2 separate regions of the Mus musculus genome follow, and region 2 is linked to region 1. A link is a loop called in an ENCODE intact Hi-C map of the cell type or tissue named here. Cell type or tissue: left cerebral cortex. All regions are shown on one strand. Each heading gives the region's core, and the rest is flanking DNA. Links, peaks and the distances in the headings are about the cores only.

Region 1 (5,710 bases), core at 827-4,826:
AACATATTCTTCAACACAACTGCAACATGTAGTATCTCAGTCACTTCCTATTTCCTTGCTACTAACCCATCTCTGGCTCCATTTGCCTCCTGCCCAGCCTTTCACCTCTGGCAGGACAGTTCGGGGGCATTTTGTCAGGACACAGAGACAATAGTGGGCTTCCTGCCATGACCACGTTGCTAATTCTCAAAACATTCTCCCCATCTCCTTTCCTTTCCTCTCTCCTGAGCTGCCAGCTCTTCCTGAGTCACTCAGAAAACATTGTTCCACAGATTCTTTTCTAATCGGTGCTGTTTGACCCCAACTTGACCTGGATGCTCTTTAGCAATGTCTTTAATCATTGCTTACTGACTCATGGGACATTTCAATATGGTAGCTTTCCCTGGGCTTTGGTCCAGGTCTCACCACCTTGTAGTGGAGCTGTAGTGGAGGCAAACAACTCACCTGATATTTAACTGAGAATCCTGACGGCCTGCTTTTTGTGTTTAGTTGTTTTCTTATTTTGTTTTTCTTTTTGCTTATTTGTTAATATTTCACCTTTATATCAACTTCTTTCCCTTTTCTTCAGAAAAAGACAACATTTCCTGTTTCTTCCCTAGATGTTACCCAGTTTCCTTTCACTCTGAATCTATCATACTCCTGATATTTTCTTGTTCACCATAATGTTGTTTGTTTCTTTTTGTGAGCAAGGATTCTCCACTTCATCCCAAACTTTACACCACAGTAAATTCTATTTCTATAGACTCCTTCCAGTACAGAATGTTCAATAGCTATCCCATGTCAAAACAAAAACCCAAAGAAATAAACTTCAACAGCAAAGGTGACATTTGCCTTAACCCACTGTTTCATCTCCATAGTGCGAACACACTGAGATATCACCATGCTTTTGGTTATAAACTTCTCTACTGATTACTATCCAAATGCCTAACTCTGGCATCAGCACCTCCCCCTTGGGTTGTCATTGTTCTTCAAGGCCATGATGTATACCGTGTCAACAATTACATTTCCTTTCCTTTCATCTGTGCTCCTCCTCTTTCCTCTCCTCCTCCTCCTTCTTCTCCTCTTCTTTCTCCTCCATCTCCTCCTCCTCTTTCTCTGGTGCTCACATTTCTGTTTATAGACTTCCTTACCTCTTCTTCAGCAGGAGGTTCAGACAGGGATTTGAGATGCACACACACACACACACACACACACACACACACACACACACACACACACACACACACACACGACTTAGATATAAATTGAATCCCCAATTTAGATGACAAAAACATCTCAACAAAACCATCTATAATCTTGCCTCCTACCTAATCTAACAACATACATTTTGCTCAGAATGCCCAAATGACACAATTCTGAAAAGCAAAGACTCTAGTATGCCTATATGAATAAGATTAAAAGAAAGAAAGAGAGAGAGAGAGAAAGAACGAAAGAACGAAAGAACGAAAGAACGAAAGAATGAAAGAACGAAAGAAAGAAAGGAGGAAGGAAGGAAGGAAGGAAGGAAGGAAGGAAGGAAGGAAGGAAAGAAAGAAAGGAAAGAAAGAAAGAAAGAAAGAAAGAAAGAAAGAAAGAAAGAAAGAAAGAAAGAAAGAAAGAAAAAGAAAGAAAGAAAAAGTAAGTTATTAGATAGCAGTCAGCAGGCAGGTTGCAGTAGGAGAGGATGCTGGCTTTTAAGAGGATCTCAAAATGAACATATGTTATATAATTTGTAGCGGAAAATATTCAAGTTCTCTTCCAGGTTTGAAAATTTACACAAACCCCCAATCCTTGAACACACACACACACACACACACACACACACACACACACCACTTTCTCCTGAGCTTGAAATTCCACCAATTCCTGTATACAGTAAAAGGTCCAAGCCCGAGACCAGGGTCAAGAAAAAGAATTCCAGCAATCTCCTAACTTGCCTCAAGATCAGGCCTCAATAATTCCACCAATGCCTGTCCACCCTGGAATGCTATGTACTGGCTCACCCACGTGTGCAAGAAACCCATTATAAAGTCTGCCTTTGTCCAGTTTTACAAAACTGCTCACCTCACTACTGCTGTGCGCCCAAGTAGAGGTAGTCACCCTCTCGGTGTTTCTACCAATGAATGTGTTGTGTGAGGTTGTAGTGCAGTGCATTTTTATTTTTTCTCTTGACTGCCTGAACGCCTTTCCCCTGATGACACTTCCACAGGGAGAGCATTCCCCTTCAGTCCTGCTATGGTTTCCCGTGCGGGAACTCTTTCCCCTCAGAGCAGCAGCACCTCCATTGGGGACGCTTTTTATTCATACCTGCCATGCTTTCATAGGGAAGTCCTTTCTTTTCTGGGCGGTAACAATTACAGAATTAAGTTCACAAAGCTATGCCTTTGATTAATTTAGGGAAAGGATGACTTCGGTAGAAGCTTCCATTTTAACTTTGTTCTCCTGTCTCAGATTTCATTGTGTTGGTGATGACAGACTGCTGTTGCTACATATCCGCTCTGCTAAGCACAAATGGCTATGTGCAATGTATGGGAGTGAGAGGACTTTTCCTCCTACTTAGCATCTGACTATAGAGTCATGCTTTAAGAGACTCAGAAAATACAGCATAGCTTTGGTACATCAGTCGGCATTTGGAGAGCTCTTTGCACAGCCGGACTTCCTACAGTGCTGGCAGCCCCCTTAATGTTCCATTGTGCTGTTGGTTCAATGTGCTAGCATCATCAGCATCACTGATGAGAATAGAAGTTTCTGGAGCCATCAGGGATAGTGTCGCCTGATGGTAGTCCCCTATTCCTGGTGCAACCCCTATCTCTACTTAGTGAGTGGTATTAAGATTTATCTATTAGACAAACCAAAGATGTCAGGGCAAATAACAGAGAGACACAGACACTGGGCATGCTACGGAAGAGGAGCTCATGGCAGTTGAACACCTTAAGTGGTTTGAAGCATTGCAGCAAGACCATCGCTGCTCCTGACTACTAACTATAGCTACAGTGCCTTTTAACTTCTGAAGAAGATAAAAGGCAGGAAAAAAAATCTAATTAAGGAATATTATATGTCCTGCGTCTTTCTATATTTTGCACACTCTTATCTCTTCCTGTCTGAACTAAAGAACCTCTGCAGGCTAGACCTTTCCTGCTTCCTATTGCATCTTACCAGCTCCATCGAAATGAGTCTTCAAGTACTTTTCAGATCATGTCACTCTTTTCTGCAAAGCTCTCCACTAGCTGCCCTTTAATCCTGGCACCTTTAAGAATGTTTACAATATTCAGGAGATTCAGAAAGTTCTCTGAATCAAAAAAGGTGTTGTTCTTCTTGCAGAGCAGCATTGCTAACCTGGCCCCTTGTGCATTGTTACAAAGATAATGAGACAGCTGGATAGATCCAAGATGGTAGCCCATGTAACCCACAGGGCAGCCGTTCTGATATTAATAATAATGGAAATTAGCAACAGTGTTGTCAGCACCGATGCATTGTCAGGAACTTGAACAGTGCTGACCCTATGCTAATATCTCTCATCTATGCTTTCACCACATCCTCTCTCCAACCTCCTCATTTCGGTGTCAGAATTATTCGCTTTGACAACTTGAGTCAGAGTTGATATATATGCCCAGCAGGCTCTGAGTATTTTGAGTAAGTTCATTTAAAGAGATTTAGAAGATAATGGGCTGGTGATGGTAGTTAATTCTGTAAAGGAACTTGGGTGAGCTTTTTGAGGAAGGATTGCTCCATGGCGAACAATACCACTAGCCATCAAGTTACTTCTGTATTTATCATTAATTACTTATTCATGATCTATTTAATGCAGGTAATCAGTGAAGTAAAAAGTGAGATATTTAATTTTTTTCGAAGAAAAATATAGTTTTTTTTCTTTAATCAGGTAACTATTTATGAAATAATGAAATGGCAAGAGAACGTCAGATTCACGAACACTATGTAGTAAACAATTATGCTCTAGCTGAGCCCATGTAGTTCAGATGGCTTTGCTTAAATCTCAGTATAAAAACTGTTAAGTATTATTTCCTGATATTTTACAGGGAAACTTGAAATTTGAAGAGGCTAATGTATATAGATGAGGTTATAACAATACAAACTAACCACAGCACAACACTCTAAGCCATACCTTCTCAGCGTGCGTGTTTTACAGGTTACCCTTCTTCAAACTCAAACTACAAGCTGCATTTTGCATCATACATTCCTTTCATATATTGCATTTATATCTTCCCTCTTACATTATACTTATCTCTATACAACGTGACAATTGCCAGAGAACTTCTTAACTGTAATATCAGATAAATAGCTCATCTGTGTCTGCGTGTAAGTCATCTTGATGTTTGTCTGGAGTGCTTTTGACCTTTTGTAAACCCCAAAGGAATGAATTTTATAGTGCTAACACACAGACCCAGCCCGAGTGCTTAAATAGCACATGCCTACTGCGGATGTACTGGAATCTAGGAGTTCTGAGGTGAAAGTGGAGCTTCATCCTGACAATGTCTTCATGCCTTACTGAGAGCCACTGTCTCCCTGTGTGCTCCCAGAAACATCTTTCTCTCCACTGGCAGAGACAGAGAGCCAGTGATATTCTGCTATCTTTTAACTGTTGTACCTCCCTCAGGACCTGGTTTAATATTAATTCTTTTTTTTTAGAGGGAATCGTTCCATTTATAGCCATGCTGATCGTTAAAACTTCACATATTAGTTCTGAGGAAATATAAATATTTAGTTTAGAAAACAAAGATTTTAGTCTCTGGTCCTCTGGAATATATGGTACAAACAGTTGCGAAAAAGAGCTCAGTAGAGTTCACAATTCTAAAATAAGACATCCGTTGTCACAAACATCTGGCAACCAACAGATGGATCACAGCTCTGAGGAAAACTAAGTGAACAATTCTTCTATTCTGACCTATCTGTTAAACGATATCCATGACCTAATACAGCCATGATCAATACAAATGTACATACAGGCTGTAAAACAGCCTCTGTAACCAGTGGTGTAATCCTCCATTTTACAGATTTGAAGAGCCAATCAATGAATGCTAGATAAGGTCAAATATTATCGATCCAAGATTCAATGAAATCCTTTTCTTTCTTTTGATTTGTGTGTGTGTGTGTGTGTGTGTGTGTGCATGCGTGTGTGCCTGTGAATATGTGTATATGTGTGTGTGTGTGTGTGTGATATCTAAGCACAGTTTCCTTAAATACATTTTTTTTCCAGCAGCAGCACTTACATACTGGTAGAAAGTGTGAGGACCTTAAAAAACATAATGATTTGCTGGGTACTGAAATCGATAGTGTTATAAAACCTTGAAGGCAGGAACGGTTGAAAATAAAAATATTAATACCTGAACTTCAAGAGCATACTTAAAAAGCAGAATTTAAGGGAGGCTCATTGCTGGGGGGAGGTAGACAGTACATACATCAACTTTGACAACTTCCCACAGTGTATGGATGAGTGTTGAAAAGAAAACAGCACAGGGCAGTATTGAGGCAGGGTGTCTGTACCGCTTTTTACTCAAGTCAGATTTTTAACATAACGTCAGGTTATTTCCTAAAAGAAGCTCTTCATGTTTATAAGATAGATTGCCTATACACATAATTGCTTATTCCCTTCCACTTTTTTTTATTGTTGTTGTAAATGATATTTTCTTACCTGTATACCTGGAAAATTGTTTTATTTTTATTTGATAATCTAAATTAAATTGAAAAGTTCCATGCTTACTACAAAGACACA
Region 2 (5,710 bases), core at 1,062-5,061, 810 kb after region 1:
TGCCATGCACAATCATGCCTGCTTGTGCATCAAAAATTCAGTCGATGAAAACATGCTTAAGTTCTTGCAGGCCGCACGTTAGACTGCCTTTCCCCCACTTCACTCTCAGTTGCAGTTTTGTCTTTCTGACAGCTCTAAAGATCACTGTGTTGCTGCCTTATGTGTTCCACATGTCATAATAACATTGCAGTACCGATTGTGGTGGATTACTCAAAAATGAAAAGTAATCACAAATGTAATATAGCATCTCTAAGTGATCAGGAACTGAAGCAATTCCCTTTGCGACGGTAAAAGCACACACATCCGCTTGAGTACAGCTTGTCTACACATTTCCAATGTATAAATTCTTCAATCTATACATAAATGTGCATCTGAGCAAATACTTTAAAGCATAAAACGTTCATGTCAGGATGTTTAAGCTCTGAAATGAGCATTTCATTTAGAAAATTAAATATGGCTGTTTACTCAAAACCAAACTCTGGTGGAACCTTTATAGATTGTTTGATTACTTAAAGAACTTGTCAAATGTAAATAGATCACTGTTCTTTATGTTAACATTTTCATTTATTCCCCCACCCTCCCACTGGAGAAAACAAACCACATGGGATCAAGAAAATTAATTCCCCAAACGCTGTCAACCAAGTTGGGAAACAGCAATAAACAGCTTACTGTAAAGCCTCCAGCTACAATAAAACAGCTGTCAATAAGTGGGCAAAGCGGAGATGTGCAAAAACAGGTCTGTTGGATATGATACTGTGAAAAGAAAAGGAGGGCATGCCTTGTTCTAATTCATTAATGCTGAATCTCAAAGAATGGTCCTTCAATGAGCAGAAGGCATCCTCACATAGAAATTGTTAGCTAGGTATTTTCTAGGTCTGACCCAGTAGCAGTGTACCAGAACTAGTCTAGATAAATACTGAACTCTGTTTTAAGAGAGACTCTATTGATTTTCAGACATACTGCCTTTGAAAATGTATAATCTTAAACTTTGTTATATTCAGGATAGCTTTCTCTCTTCTTTCAGGAAAAACCAGAAACAACTCGATTGTGAAGCAACCAGTTGGAATTTAGAGTGTTGACATAATTTCAGTCTACAGCAGGGAAGTTTGCTTTGATCCTTACATGATCCTTTGCTTAAAACTATATAGAGGACACTATTCATTTCTTTTCTAAAAATTTGGTGGCAGAATAAAGGATAGGAATGTTACAGTGAAATTTAAAACAGCTTAGTAAGATAGAGTCAATACAGGGATCTAATTTACAATTATCTCATGCATTACATGCAAACACACAGGGAAAGAGAAAGTGTCAGATAAATTAGGAGTCACTACTCTACTGACCAGCTCAGGATGTAGGAACAAGATGGTGGGTGCATTTTCATAAAGACAATATAAAGTAGTGCTACTTAAATAACCTTTTTCTCAAAGGTCTTGCACTTTTCCACCCTTCAACTAGTAGCATGAAATCAAAAGAAGTCCTGTTAAAGACAGGGCTTACAAAGTAGTGGTATTTAAATTTGGTAACCTTTTATTCAAGATTCTTCCACTTTACACACCTCAACAAACACCACAACTGCTAAAGGAGTCCATTTAAGGCAGTCATGCCCACTTTACTAAAAAAAAAAAATCTTCACATATCATGTATTAGATAGTACATCTGTGTGATTAAAATTTGTAATAAAATTTACATTTTCAGTGTTGTAAACTACAGGAGTTGAATCTCCTGTAATAAAAATAGGGTTACTATTGAAACTGAGGAGTTAAACAAGAAAAAAAACAATCCACCTATTTGTTCTTGTTTAACAGAAACGTCTTCCAGAGTTATCATAGAGTTCAGTGAATACAATTTTAGGAAGCTATTTATAATTTGTCTTTCATTTTTAGAAAACGCCGTGTCACCCCAACAGTGTGTCTATGCGTCTGTCCACTGCCATCACCTCTCTGATGGTTTCCAAGATTTATTTCCTCCAAAGTGACTACTATATTTTTAGGGTTTTTTTTTTGTTATGAAAGTCTCTGAAAGACATAAAGATTACCTTTTCAATAGCTATTTTCCATGGGAGTTAGTTACAGGTACCTTTCAACCTTAGAATGTGTACAAGAAAGCTACAAAATGCTTCATGATCAAAAGGTGTGTCTGAAACATACAATAGTTTCAGTTTGTGAGTTACTCAGCATACTGACAGCAAGACTATGTCATATATAAACAAATGTCTTTATGATAAACCAAGCTTCGTCAGAAGATGCTTTCAAAAACTCTGCTGAAACACATCTGACTAGCATTTGTGTCCTTGTGCCATATTTAAGTTCAATAACTATGGAAAAAAAATTAAAAGATTTTGGCTTAGACCTTGCTGGCAATTCCCATACACTGAGGTGAAAGGGTTGATCATATGGGAAGGTAGACAAGTAACTCTCCTTGGGAAACCGATTTTATATCTCACAGAAAGCACTTCCATTTATACTAGTTCTTTTCAAGGAATGATATAAAACCACACCACATCATTCTTCATTGATACAGAAACTTCCTCACTAAGTCCACTTAGTTTTATCGGTTATTTTTCTTGCCATAATAAACTATTAAACAACTTTTAAAAAAAATCTTGTTTATGCTTGGACAATTTCCAAGTCTTAAAACCACTCTCTTCTCAAATGATGATAAGATTAGCCTGAAACTGAGCTGTCCTTCTGACTTCCACTTCCAAATGAAAGATTTCTCTAGGACTTCAAAACTGTTAGGTTCTTTCAGGTTGTGTATCTCAGGTTTACTCAGATGTTCTGCAACAGTGCTCTGTGTACTTAATTGCTCTGTGTACAAATGGTGATCTTACATTCATAATAATAAAAATTATACTTAATATTCTTAGCGTACCTGTGTGATTGACTGATAAAAATCATTTTTACACCTTATAGTCATGAAGCCTCAAAGTCATTACAGAGCAGCTACAGGATTTACAAGGGGAAACAGTTTCCGTAAGATGCACTACTCTATCACAAGTTCACAAAACAAAACAAAACAACAACAAAAAACCTTTTTGATTTCCCAGAGACTCACCAAGACAATTGTGTTAATTTTGCTTTACTTGTTTGTTTTTTGTTTTTGTTTTTTTATATTCATGTTTTTAATTGGTTAGCAAGGTGGTGTATGGGCCACCAACAGAGATGGACTCCTAATAACAGAGAGTGGCTTCCAAAATCCTAGAAACTTGATGTGCTGAGAGCAACTCACTAAAGAGCAAACAAATGAACTTAAATGCTAGTGGCTCCAGAGGAACTATCATTAAATAAAAGGTATCTTTGGCTGTACTACCAGCTTGATCCTTCCCTCCCCCATCCTCCTCGCTACTGCAGGATTGGCACCTGGCCAGCACAGGGGACATGATACCCTAGTGCCATCTACAGGCTATTATCGACATTCAAATTTTGTGGCAACAGACAAGCACCAAAGAAATAAATTAGACAGGACTGCATTTAAATCTTTATTAACATGGAATTATTAGACCTAAGAAAAACTAATTCTGGATTTGGTTGAAATATGAGTTTCTCAGCCTCTTAATCCCTCTTCATATGGCATCTTTCACAGTTTAAAATGAGTTATGACAGACCACTTATGCATTACTAAGATGAGAAAGTATTTACAATGGAATCCTTCTTTTCTGAATAAATTAGTAATATTAGAGAGAAAGCATTCCCTTTTTATTTTTCTTCTTTTCTTTTCATATATGACCATTATGGACACTGAAAATCGTTCTAAGAAAGATCCAGCATACTATATTACAATAAAATAACTTGAAATCAAGGAGTAGACTTTCTATATGGCTTAGATGCAATCAATCAATAATCATGTGCTTCACAGCTGATGTACACTTAAGAGCCTACTCTCTCTTTTTTTACCGTGTTAAAAAAATAATAATAAAAAAACCTTAACCCCTTTAGTGACCACAGCTCCAGCATAAGAGGTGTCAGACCTTCAAATGTCATTTAAACTTGATACTTGAAGGTGACTTTTTAGATCAAAAGGTAATGTGAAAATCTTGGAAGTCGGTAATTTGGAAGCCCCAGGAGCAGAATTGGGCAAATCAGGATGGGTTTTCTTCTTGAGCAAACATGATCTCGGGACATTTTGGAATAATTTCCTCTTTTCATCTTTTGCCACTTGAAGGAAACTGGGAGGTTAAATAATTCTCAGAACTCAGAAATTTCAAAGCTGTTCTAAAAATTCTTGACTGAGCCCCAGAGGAATTTTAAAAAGGGGTCAAGTTTTTTTTTTTTCCCTCTTCATAACTAAGCTAAAGTTAGACCAAAACAATACACACACTGGCACGTTAATACTGGTTGACTGGGCACTTGTAGGCAGTACTTATAGACCAGTAAAAGTGCTCGTTTACCTGTCTGGTGTGTAAGGGGCCCTTTGTCTTGAAGCCTCCTTGGGAGCTGCACTCTGAGGCACTGAAGTGATCTGAACTAGTGGAGGAGCGTTTGGAAAGGGTGTCGCAGCCCCCAACAAAGGTGTTGTCCAACGGGAGCTCTTGAATGACGTGGTGCTTTTTCACAGAAACTGGAGTGTCAGGTTTGAGATGAAAAGCGGGCTGAGGAGAGGCCGACTTGTAGTGCTTGGCCAGGTCAGGGCTGTTAGGCTTGAAGGTGGTTGGAGGGGCTGGGCCCCAGTCAAATCTTCCTATACCCTGTTCCTCCAGCTCGGCAGGCAGGCTTATGGTCCCATTGATGGGTTCATGAACGGCATCATCGGGTTTGGACTCTTCAATAGTAACAAAGTTCAAAAGAGAACTCTTGGGCGACTTTCTTTTCTTCCGTTTCTTTTTCTTATTTTGTTTATTCTCCTGGTTTGGGGACATCCATTCAGCCCCTTGTTTGCTCCTCTGAGCGGCCTTGAACCTGGACGCATGGCGACAGCGCACCAGCACCGTGACAAAGATCACAACAATGACCACCATGGCCCCAGCAACGATGGCAATCATGATGGTGAGATAGTCCTCGTTCTGATAAGGTTGACCACTATCTCCTATGTTCCGGTCCAGTGGGGTCTCCATAGTCCTACGGATCAAGTCATATATATATGAGGTGTTTCCAGCAGTGTCGTTCACATAAAGAAATACCAGCACGAGAGTGTGCAAAGCCTTAGGGTACCCCAGGTCACTTATGTTGACCACAAGACGGTGCAGGCCCACATCAGTAGGTGCTGGCTTCTCTTCTAAGGTGATATTGCCTGTTACTGGATCAATCCGAAATAATCCCTTGTTGTTCCCGCTCACTATGGTATACTTGAGTTCTGCATTCATTCCGGTGTCAATATCCACCGCAAACACTTCAGCAACCACAGAACCAGGAATGGCTGAGAGGGGCACCAACTTAAAGGAGGTGTTGGATGGTGGAGAAATGACAACTGGACTATTGTCATTGACATCCATGACATTGATAGTTACTTTTGCAGTAGAGGACCGTGGTGGCTGTCCCCCGTCGGTGGCTTTGACGTCAAACGTGTAGGAACTCTGCTGCTCTCTATCAAAGGAGACATTGGACTTTATGACTCCTGAATAGGGATCCAACACAAAATTTTCATTGTCATTTAGAATGGAAAGAGTCACAGCTTTATTCTCTCCAGCGTCTTCGTCTGTCACTGTGATTACCCCCACAGTACTATACTTTGGCAGATTCTCAGACACAAAAAACTGAAAGTGATTATGAGTAAA

The links. A loop is a pair of places that touch in the nucleus more often than their neighbours do. Peaks named below come from ENCODE experiments on the same cell type or tissue, not always from the same donor. Only the 100,000 strongest peaks of a DNase experiment are listed, where the experiment ranks them.
Region 2: a loop joins it to region 1, with 4 times the contacts of the local background. A loop is called at or near these places in 2 of 42 quality-filtered maps.

Annotation. Positions count from the first base shown.
Region 1 is chr14:93,070,043-93,075,752 of GRCm38, forward strand. The region is part of intron 4 of Pcdh9 (protocadherin 9); the gene reads right to left. Among named protein-coding and RNA genes, the nearest start is that of Gm23509, 65 kb to the right of the region's middle. In left cerebral cortex, for the core only: no CTCF peak of the experiment used is centred there; a DNase peak (open chromatin) is centred at 2,556; H3K27ac peaks cover 554 bases.
Region 2 is chr14:93,881,310-93,887,019 of GRCm38, forward strand. It overlaps Pcdh9 (protocadherin 9), which reads right to left. Exons shown (of 5, transcript NM_001081377.3): 2 at 4,388-5,710. Among named protein-coding and RNA genes, the nearest start is that of Pcdh9, 6.5 kb to the right of the region's middle. In left cerebral cortex, for the core only: a CTCF peak has its summit at 3,405 (motif pointing left); DNase peaks (open chromatin) are centred at 3,363, 4,606 and 4,913; H3K4me3 peaks cover 4,000 bases; H3K27ac peaks cover 2,173 bases.